Linked DNA regions of Homo sapiens: region 2 is linked to region 1. The links are chromatin contacts, found by Hi-C or POLR2A ChIA-PET in ENCODE. All regions are on one chromosome and are shown on one strand. Each heading gives the region's core, a stretch centred on a gene start or an enhancer-like site at or near the end of the contact. The rest is flanking DNA. Distances are from core to core; before and after follow the strand shown.

The links. A loop is a pair of places that touch in the nucleus more often than their neighbours do. ChIA-PET counts read pairs that join two places held with the same protein, here RNA polymerase II (POLR2A). Pooled maps may share reads with other maps.
Region 2: POLR2A ChIA-PET joins it to region 1 with 19 read pairs in AG04449. The contact joins two enhancer-like sites. A Hi-C loop is called at or near these places in 1 of 168 maps with a recorded cell type or tissue (chondrocyte), 8 of 37 single-sample maps with no recorded cell type and 5 of 50 pooled maps. POLR2A ChIA-PET finds 5 or more read pairs at or near these places in 5 of 52 experiments (AG04449, GM12878, HepG2 and 2 more).

The regions. Positions count from the first base shown.
Region 1 is chr16:14,499,227-14,504,037 of GRCh38, reverse strand. The region is part of intron 21 of PARN (poly(A)-specific ribonuclease); the gene reads left to right. Among named protein-coding and RNA genes, the nearest start is that of LINC03107, 73 kb to the right of the region's middle. RefSeq lists enhancers at 2,172-2,466, 2,192-2,486. Within about 2 kb of position 2,362, at least 32 of the 41 ENCODE cell types and tissues checked have a DNase peak (open chromatin) inside an H3K27ac peak, as active enhancers do.
Region 2 is chr16:14,323,616-14,328,426 of GRCh38, reverse strand. It overlaps MIR193BHG (MIR193b-365a host gene), which reads right to left. Exons shown (of 2, transcript NR_170633.1): 2 at 1-2,414. Among named protein-coding and RNA genes, the nearest start is that of MIR365A, 17 kb to the right of the region's middle. Within about 2 kb of position 2,391, at least 2 of the 41 ENCODE cell types and tissues checked have a DNase peak (open chromatin) inside an H3K27ac peak, as active enhancers do.

The DNA of each region.
Region 1 (4,811 bases), core at 1,113-3,612:
ACTGACAGTCAGTAGACCTCTCTGCTGAAGAAGGCACACACAAGGACTGTTGATATCATGCCCTTGGTTCACTGCTTCTAAGAACAATTTACCACCATCTGCTAGCAGAGTAGGTGGTCATTACTTTGTATCTTCCTTGACATCAGCTCCTTGCAGCATTGTATGATTGAAACATCTTGAATTTGTATTCCAGTTCTCCTTATACCAGCTGCAAGACTATGGACAAGCCATTCAACAGGGTCTTCAGTTTTCTGTATAAAGTGAGGGTAACAGAGCCTACAGCATTGGCAGCGTGTACTACCTGTGATATAATCTCAGGAAATGATAGCTACCACCCTGAGGCAGGTGACCGTGCTTCTCAAAACCTGCCCAGTCAGTGGTCCAGACCATTTTGGTAGATGCACGGGTGACCACTTCACCTTGGCTAAGAAATACTTGTAGGGCAAATGAGGGCCAGAACCTGAATTTATAGGACAGGATTCCCACCTTTCTGTTGTGTCCACAGGTAGGTAGGGAAAAGAGCAGTATCATAATCCCTTTCAAACAGGAAATTTATTTGAACACCTTCTCAGCTTAGGCTGCCCTCATCTTTCCTTGCATGACATATTCATGATACGTGCGTTTCTATCACCTTTGCTAAAAGAAATAGATACTGCATTACGCTTTTCTCATATGAGTCAGCTCTTTTCAGAATTGCTTCTAACCACAGAGAACTCCTTACAGCTCTCTGAGTGTTGTTTGTGCACCTAGAATACAAATTGACATGTATAAACTACCCTCATGTGGACATTACATTCACCTCCTTGCTGCCAAGAAGAGAAGGTGGAAGTCTCTTTTCCTTTCTGGTGTTCTCATTCCCCAGAAAGGAGAATCCATTCAGCTAGTATCAGTGCCTCTGTGGGGGGAGGTTCTTCTCAAACAACACCAAAGCAGCGTGGATAGGAGCACTCAGGGGCGCAGCGGGGTGAGGGGGGCAGAAGGTGAAATATCTCTACCGTCTTATGTTTTATTTAAACCATTCTCACAATTTAAAAAAATGCTATTCTGCAATATGTCCATTTTACTTTAATATTAATTTGTTTTAAATTGCCAGATTAATTATTTAATTTTTCCTCCCTGATCTCTGGTAAAATCCATGCCCTAAGAAGTTAAGCCGTGGTTCTTCAGTGGCTTGTAGTAATTGCAAGCCCAGGGCTGTTCGGAAGCAGAGAGAAGTAGCTGTATTAGCTGTTCTCTCCTGAAGAAATATCACTGGAGGTATAGAATAGCTAAAACACCTTCCTTGTCTTCAGAGAACTAGCTTGGGTACATGTGACCAGAGGACAGGCACAGAGGCTTAGATCGTATATTTGCTAGGTACCAAGTAGAGTTACATCATAACATTTTGAAACTTGTGTGAATTCAAATGTACTTGATGTGGCTAATTATTTTTTAGGGTGTGAGACTGGTTTTGCTTGTCACTTCACTCAGCAAAAGTATTTATCCTTATCCCAGTGAGTTGGAGATGAAATGGGAGATGTAGATTCTGCCCCTTCCTTGTGAATATCAACTTTCACACTCTTCTTGTAGCAAGCTTCCTGCTGGTTATAAACCATGTGTGTTCACACATGTGTGTACATGTGTGTTTAATAACATGGTGCTCACATGCAAGCCATCGTCTTCCTCTGATGTCCTAGAGGAGAAACAGTAGTGTGTTCTGACCCTGGAGGAAAAACCAGCTGTGTTGGCTTCACTGAGAGACGCATGTTCTCCAGTGTGAAGAAAGAAGTTTCAAGGGTAATTTTAACTAAAGGCAAAGTTCAGCTTTAGCGTCCCCACCCCTTGCCCCATGCGTGAATACTCTGTTGTGACTCCAGTCTTAGATGCTTTCCCTGAAGCCAACTGTGGAAAGCATCTCAGTTCAAAGATAAGAAAACAGTTGCCCAGAGAGGCATGTGGCCTTCCAGTAGTAGAGCTGTCTACCCCAGAGTGTACACACTCATTCCATTGTGCCTTCTGCTCATATGATGTTTGTTAACTCTTTTAAATCCTGAACCAGTCAAAACCACATTTTTTAAAAATAATCTAAACAGCATTTAGCTAAGGCCTCTAGAGAGCTGAGTGCAAGGTGTGCCTGTGCTCTTTCCAGAAACGGCAGTGATTTATGCCTGCACTCTGGCTTGAGTTGTGACAGAACAGGCTCCAATGGGTGTGTGTTTAGTGCCTTGTCTGTGATTTTCAGGATACATTCAGGTAGCTGCTTCCTAATGCATTCCCCAAAGAGTGTGCTTGTGGGCAGAGCATGTGCTGGGGAGGAGGGCCAGCTGTGAGCGGGGGAACAGATGACTCAGCATTCCAGCGGGCTGCCTGCCCAGGAACTCTCACCATGATGGCTTTAATAACATGGTGGCACATTGCCTGGTAACCTGAGGGTTGGTGGGGTTTGTTTCTACCTACTTTACCGAAAAGCCCTCTATCAGCTGTTGGCCAACCACATCAGGGTGGGGTAAGATATAAACTTGGCTCTGCAAGCTGACTTTCTTTTCTATTTTTCATGCCTCTGCCTACATTTTAACATTCATTCTCTTTTTCTTTCTGTTTTTTTTTTTTTTTTTTTTTTTTTGGACAGTCTTGCTTTGTCCCAGGCTGGAGTGCAGTGGCGCAATCAAGTGATCCTCCCACCTCAGCGTCCCAAGTAGCTGGGACTATAGGCGCACACCACCACTCCAGACTAATTATTATTATTATTATTATTATTATTATTGTTTTTTTGTTTGTTTTTTGTTTTTTTTTGTAAAGATGGGGTTTTACTGTTTTGCCCAGGCTGGTCTCTAACTCCTGGGCAGGCTCAAATAATCCAAAAGTGTTAAGATACAGACGTGAGCCACTGCACCCAACCTGCTCGCTTTTCTCTTCTCATTTATATACTATGTAAAGGTGGAAGCTGGATAGTTGACTTCCATATCATGTCCTCAAGGGAATTAGTTACTGAACAGATGGTCTTTTTTATATTAGTTAAAATTATTTTGTTTGCAATTCAGACCTCTGGACTATTTCCCTGGGTGCCTCATAGCAGAAGAATCTGTAGCCATGGACCTCCTTGCCACAGATTTGATTTTGGTGGAACAGATCTGGATGTATGTAGCCTTAGAAGCAAGCTAGGCTTTTTCTTTTCTGTTGGTAAAGGCCTCTAACTGCTGCCCTAAGCTGACATAGGGCACAGGGTACTATCTGTGAGCTCACTGGAAAAATGGGGTTTGTGGAGCTTTATAGCTGGGTTCCATGAAAGCTGCTTTCAGGTACTTTTTTTTTCCTCCATCAAAATCTTAGCATATGCAAAGGCAGTAGAAGCAAATTTATTCATTGGACATGCTTTAAAATGAGACTTTACTTATGTTAGAGGTATTAGATGTAGCACTTTAGAATTAGAATCTAAAGGGTGGTAATATTTTTTTCTAGGGAAAGAAATGTAGAGAGTACTTTATAAAATCCACAAGTGTAGGCAGGCTTGGTGGCACGTGCCTATAGCCCTGGCTGCTCGGGAGGGTTGCTTGAGTCCAGGAGTTTGAGGCTCCAGTGAGCTATGGTCACACCTGTGAATAGCCACTGCACTCCAGCCTGGGTAACATAGTGAGACCCTGTCTTAAAAAAACAAAACAAAACAAAAAAAGTAAAAGATAAAGTTTACAGAAACCATTCTAGCCTGGGCACAGCAGCTCATGCCTGTAATCCCAGCACTTTGGGAGGCTGAGGCAGGAGAATTCCTTAAGCCCAGGAGTTCAAGACCAGCCCTGGCAATGTAGCAAGATCCCACCTCTACAAAAAAAATTTTTAAATTACCCGGACATGGTGGCAAGCTCCTGTAGTCCCAGTTCCTTGAGAGGCTGAGGTGGGAGGATTGCTTGAGCCTGGGAAGTTGAGGCTGCAGTGAACCGTGGTTGTGCTACTACACTCCAGCCTGAGTGACAGAGTGAGACTGTCTCAAAAAACAAAGAATGAAAAAAAGCATTCTGTGTTCTTCTCTCTGTATACCTGACTTTCAGAAGTTGTTTTTCAGTTTCCTAATTTGTGTTGAGTATTTTGACATTGTAGGAAACTCTCAGGTCATTGAGAATTTTAAAATACAATGTTATAAAATATTCAAAAATACTTTGGCATGTGATAATATCACACTTGCCATTGTATTAATATTGTTTTTATTTAAAACATTTTTTGGAGACAGGGTTCCCTTTGTTTCCCAGGCTGGACTTGAACTCCTGGGCTCAAGTGATCCTCCTGCCTCCTCCTCCTGAGTAGCTGGGATTACAGGCACGTGCCACTGCACCTGGCTTGTTTTAGTTTTTTACATTTCTCTCTTTTGGCTTGACTTTTTTATCTAACCAGTTGGTTTTTACAATGAATGTTTAAATAGACAAAAAAGCTCTACACTTTTAGAATGTAGAAAGCAAAATGAATATTTAGAACAATTTAGAGATTTAATGACTTGAGTCTGGAAAGCTGAACAATGTCAATATCACTTTTTTAAAAATCGTATTCTCCTGCTGGCAAAGAATTTCACAGATCCTTTTAATGTCCAGGAGTGGTGAAGAACTTGTTACTTCTTTGAATTTTGGGAGTTGCCACCTTCTATTAATAAAAGCAGTTCCTCAGCAAATGGGAAAAGTTCGCTCTCCCTGATTCCCCTGCAGGCTCACTGTCTCCTTCCACTTCCTCTCTCTGTCCCGCTCTCTCCCTCTCCCTACTTTCTCCTTCTCCCATCCCCCTGTATTACCTGTGTTAGACTCAAGAGTAATGTCACTCAGCATGCTTCCTCTCCTAGCAGCCTAACCTGC
Region 2 (4,811 bases), core at 1,142-3,641, 180 kb after region 1:
TGCTTCCAATTCCAATTCGGGGCTACGGGTTTTTCACCTTGTCTCTGTGATCTTACGTGGGCATCTCCTTTCTTCCATGATCATGTGACAAAGCCTGTTTGGAAAAGCAAAGCTCCCTACTGTGATTCTCATCAAGCTGGAAGCGTGTGAGAAAGCACTTCAGTTTCTTCCCTCGGATATGAACCTGAGCTCTCTGATGAGGTGGTTTAGAAGTGGCCCTGGGAGAAGCCCACTTCTTGGTCACAAGATACTGCATTCTCCTGGCAGATGAACCAGCTGCTTCCAGCATCCTCTGTGTGGGTCCTCACGCCTAGCTGCTCTACGTGCTGGCTGCACAGTGGCATCACATGGGGAAGTAGAAAAACCTCTGATGCCTGTCCCCACCCGGCTTAATCACAGTGAAGTCAGATTATCTGGGCCTGGGACCCTACCATCATTTTTTTTAAAGAATTGCAGGGGCCAGGCGTGGCGGCTCAGAGCTTCTAGCACTTTGGGAAAAAGCTCACAGCTTCCAGCACTTTGGGAAGCCGAGGTGGTAGGATCAGGAGGTCAGGAGATTGAGACCATCCTGGCTAACATGGTGAAACCCCGTCTCTACTAAAAATACAAAAAATTAGCTGGGCGTGGTGGCAGGCGCCTGTAGTCCCAGCTACTCGGGAGGCTGAAGCAGGAGAATGACATGAACCCGGGATGTAGAGCTTGCAGTGAGCTGAGATCGCGCCACTGCACTCCAGCCTGGGAGACAGCGAGACTCCATCTCAAAAAAAAAGAATTGTAGGTAGGCCGGGTGCGGTGGCTCATGCTTGTAATCCCAACACTTTGGGAGGTCAAGGAGGGTGGATCACCTGACGTCAGGAGTTCGAGACCAGCCTGGCCAACATGGCGAAACCCCATCTCTACTAAAGATACAAAAATTAGCTGGGCGTTGTGGTGTGTGCCTATAATCCCGGCTACTTGGAAGGCTGAGGCAGGAGAATTGCTTGAACCTGGGAGGTGGAGGTTGCAGTGAGCCAATATCACACCACTGCACTCCAGCCTGGGTTACAGAGTGAGACTCCGTCTCAAAAAAAAAAAGAATTGCAGGTAATTCTAATGTGTAGCCAGGGGATACAGTCACTGCTCTGTTCCTTGCTTCTCAGCAGAGGGAAGAAAAAGAAGCAACAAGGCTGGCAGATGAACTCTGCCTTCAAAGCCCATTAGCTTCGGCTTGAATTCTGGCACTGCCAGGTTCTAGCTATGAAATCTGAACCTGGCTGGGCGTGGTGGCTCACACCTGTAATCCCAACACTTTGAGAGGCTGAGGCAGGTGGATCCCCTGAGGTCAGGAGTTCGAGACCAGCCTGGCCAGTGAAACCCCATCTCTATTAAAAATACAAAAATTAGCTGGGCGTGGTGGCATGCACCTGTAGTCCCAGCTACTCAGGAGGCTGGGGCAGGAGAATCACTTGAACCCAGGAGGCGGAGGTTGCAGTGAGCCGAGATTGCACCACTGCACTCCAACCTGGACAATAGAGCGAGACTCCATCTCAAAAAAAAAAAAAAAAAGGAAATCTAAGTCAGTGCTGACCAATAGCACTTGTGCAACCTTCAAATGGTCTATATCTGCACTGTCCAATGTGGTAGCCATCAGCCACAGTACACGGGGCTGCTGGGCACTTGAACTCATTGTTAGTGCAACCTAGGGTGTAAATGTTAAAATTTATTTAATTTTAACTAATTTACACATCAATAGCCACAAGGAGCCATCACAGCTACTGTCTTGGACAGCACCACTCTAGAAAATGACCTAACGTCTCGTGGCTTCACATCTGTAAAATAGGGAATAATAGGGGTTATTTCACTGGATATTGACAGGATTAGTGTCAGGATTAGAAACAATGTATATAAAGTTCCTGGTTCCCACAAAACACTCAATAAAATGCTGCTTATTTATTAACATCAGCCTAATACTCAAAAAAAATTGCCTGGAAAACAAATGTTCAGAAGCACCCTACCACAGAGGCTAAAAATTCAGAGCCGTTCCAGAGAAACTCAGAAAATATTCCTTAATTGTAGAAGTTCAATGGCAGCAGGAGGTTATCAGTTACAAGGGCTGTATTTCATTACAGATCCAGCCGCAGCTCAATAAATTAAGCAATCACTCAGAATAACATGTTGCTTTAATCCCCTCTCTTGGAGCGGTTCCAAGTTGTTTGGTTTTATACACGCTCAGCCCTGAAAGGGGACTCATACTGGGCTCATTTCTTTCCCCTCAATTCATCAGCCCCTCTCTGGAAACATCTTTGCATCTCCCAACCAGCAGGAGAGAGGATTCCAAGCCAAGCAGGCCTCCTTTTATCAAAACTGGAGCCTTTTCCATCCTCTGGCCTTGACGTGTTCCACGTTTCATTTGCTGAAATTACTGGCAGGTTTATCTGCAATGAAAAAAAAGACACCTTTTAGCAGCCCAGTTCTGGGCATGTAGAGAGAGCTAACTCTCGGCGGCTTTTCCATTCTCATCTTCTCTCGAGTGGTTTATAATCTCACAGTAGAATTTTGTTTCCCCTAGAAACTTGGCACGGGAGGTGTCAGCCTGGGAACATATTTGTTTGTGTAAATTAAAAGAAGAGTATGTTTTGACCATATTTAAGTTCTAACTGCACTAAAGAAATAAATACCGACTTGCACAACGCTTCTCGCTGCCGCACGGTTCTGGCTCACCTCCCCAAACTCTGTCTTTGTTAATAAAACCCACACTAACAAGAGCTCTTAATAGCTTATCTCCTCAGACAGCTACAGGGACAACCTCAGAAGCCATGTCTGCCCCGACCCAGGCCCACATAGAAAATCCACTTACCTCATTTGGGATTTGCTTCTCCTGACACACCGCATTCTTGCTGGGGTAGAAAAGGGTATCAGAAACAGCACCCTCACCAATGTAGGCTTGTTTTTTTTGGTGGGGGAGGGACAGGGTCTTACTTTGTCACCCAGGCTGGGGTATAGCGGTACAATCACAGCTCACTGTAGCCTCGACCTCCCGGGCTCAAGCGATCCTCCTGCATCAGCCCCCCAAGTAGATGGGACTACAGGCATGCGCCACTATGCCTGGCTAATATTTGTATTTTTTATAGAGACAGGGTTTTGCCATGTTGCTCAGGCTGGTCTTGAACTCCTGAGCTCAAGCCATCCTCCAGCCTCAGCCTCTCAAAGTGCTGGGATTACAGGCGTGAGCCACCAAGCCCAGCCTCTACAGGTATACCCTTGATGTGCATGTGAATGATAACCTTTTGAAGGCCCTGGGCAATAGCTGTAGAAATTTACAATGCACACCTCTTGGCTGGGAGCAGGGGCTCACATCTGTAATCCTAGCACTTTGGGAGGCTGAAGGATGGCTTGAGCTCGGGAGGTCAAGACCACCCTGAGCAACATGGTAAGACCCTGTCTCTACTAAAAAATACAAAAAACATTAGCTGGGTGTGGTAGTGCAGGCCTGTAGTCCCAGCTATTTAGGACGCTGAGGCAGGAGGATCACTTGAGCCCAGGAGGTGGAGGTTGCCGTGGGTCGAGATTGTGCCATTGCATTCCAGCCTGGGCAACAGTGCGAGACTGTCTCAAAAAAAAAAAAAAAAAAAAAAAAAAAATCTCCTCTGACTGAGAAATTCCACTTCTAGGAATTTATCCTACAAGTATTCTTGGCCACATGCCAAAGATTATAGATGTTATAAAGGCAAAATCCTCGAGTTAACTGCAAAGTTGGCCAGTAGAAGACAGGTTAAGTATGATGCGATGCTAGAAGTCATTAGAAAGAATGAGGTGGGTCTAAGAACTGTCGGGATATATTGTATACCCCCAACTTTCTTACCACTATGAGCCAAAAAAAGTGCATGCTTTCAAAATTTATAAAGATTGTGCAAACTGCCCACGGTGGTTATGTCTTATAAAGAAGTGAGGTTGGAGTTAAAGAAAAATTGCAGGGCAGGCGTGGTGGCTCAAGCCTATAGTCCCAGCACTTTGAGAGGATGAGGTGGGAGGATTACTTGAGGCTAGGAGTTCGAGACTAGCCTGGGCAACGTAGTGAGACCCTGTCTCTATGAATAATAATAAAAATAATTAAATAAAAATGGTGGCATGAGCCGGTAGTCCCAGCTACTCTGGAGGCTGAGGCGGGAGGATTGCTTGAGTCCAGGAGTTCATGGCTGCAGTGAGCTATGATCACACCACTGCATTCCAGCCTGGGTGACAGACTGAGACTCTGTCTCTAAACACAATAAATTAAAAAAGGCAAATCGCCCCTTTATTTCCACCTTATTCTCTTTTGTATTTTTTCTTACTATAGGCATAGTTTCATTTTTAAAATTTGGGATAATTAAAGAACATACAATGGTGTTTAAAAAATCATTTCCACACTCTGAGCTGTAGTAATAATAATAATACCGCAATGATACTCTCTTTATTGCATGCCTGCTAGGACAACAGAGTTGGGAGGAGGTGAGAATCTCTGCTTTTCTGATTTATTTATGCAGATAACCTGCAGTAGGCTAAATGGCAGCCCCCAGAGAGATAGTAAGTATGTCTGCTTTCAAACTGAATCACTGGAAAAAGACTGATTAAGGATCTTGAGAGGAGGCATTTGTTCTGGATTATCCAGATGGGAACTAAATGCAATCCATGTATCCTTAAAAGAGAGAAGCAGAGACCAGGACAGAGAGAAGAGGAAGGTAAGAAGACGGAGGCAGAGACCGGAGTGATGCGGCCACAAGCCAAGGAACGCCAGAGCTACTAGAAGGTGGAAGAGACAAGACACACATCTTCCCTAGTGTGCCTGGAGGGAG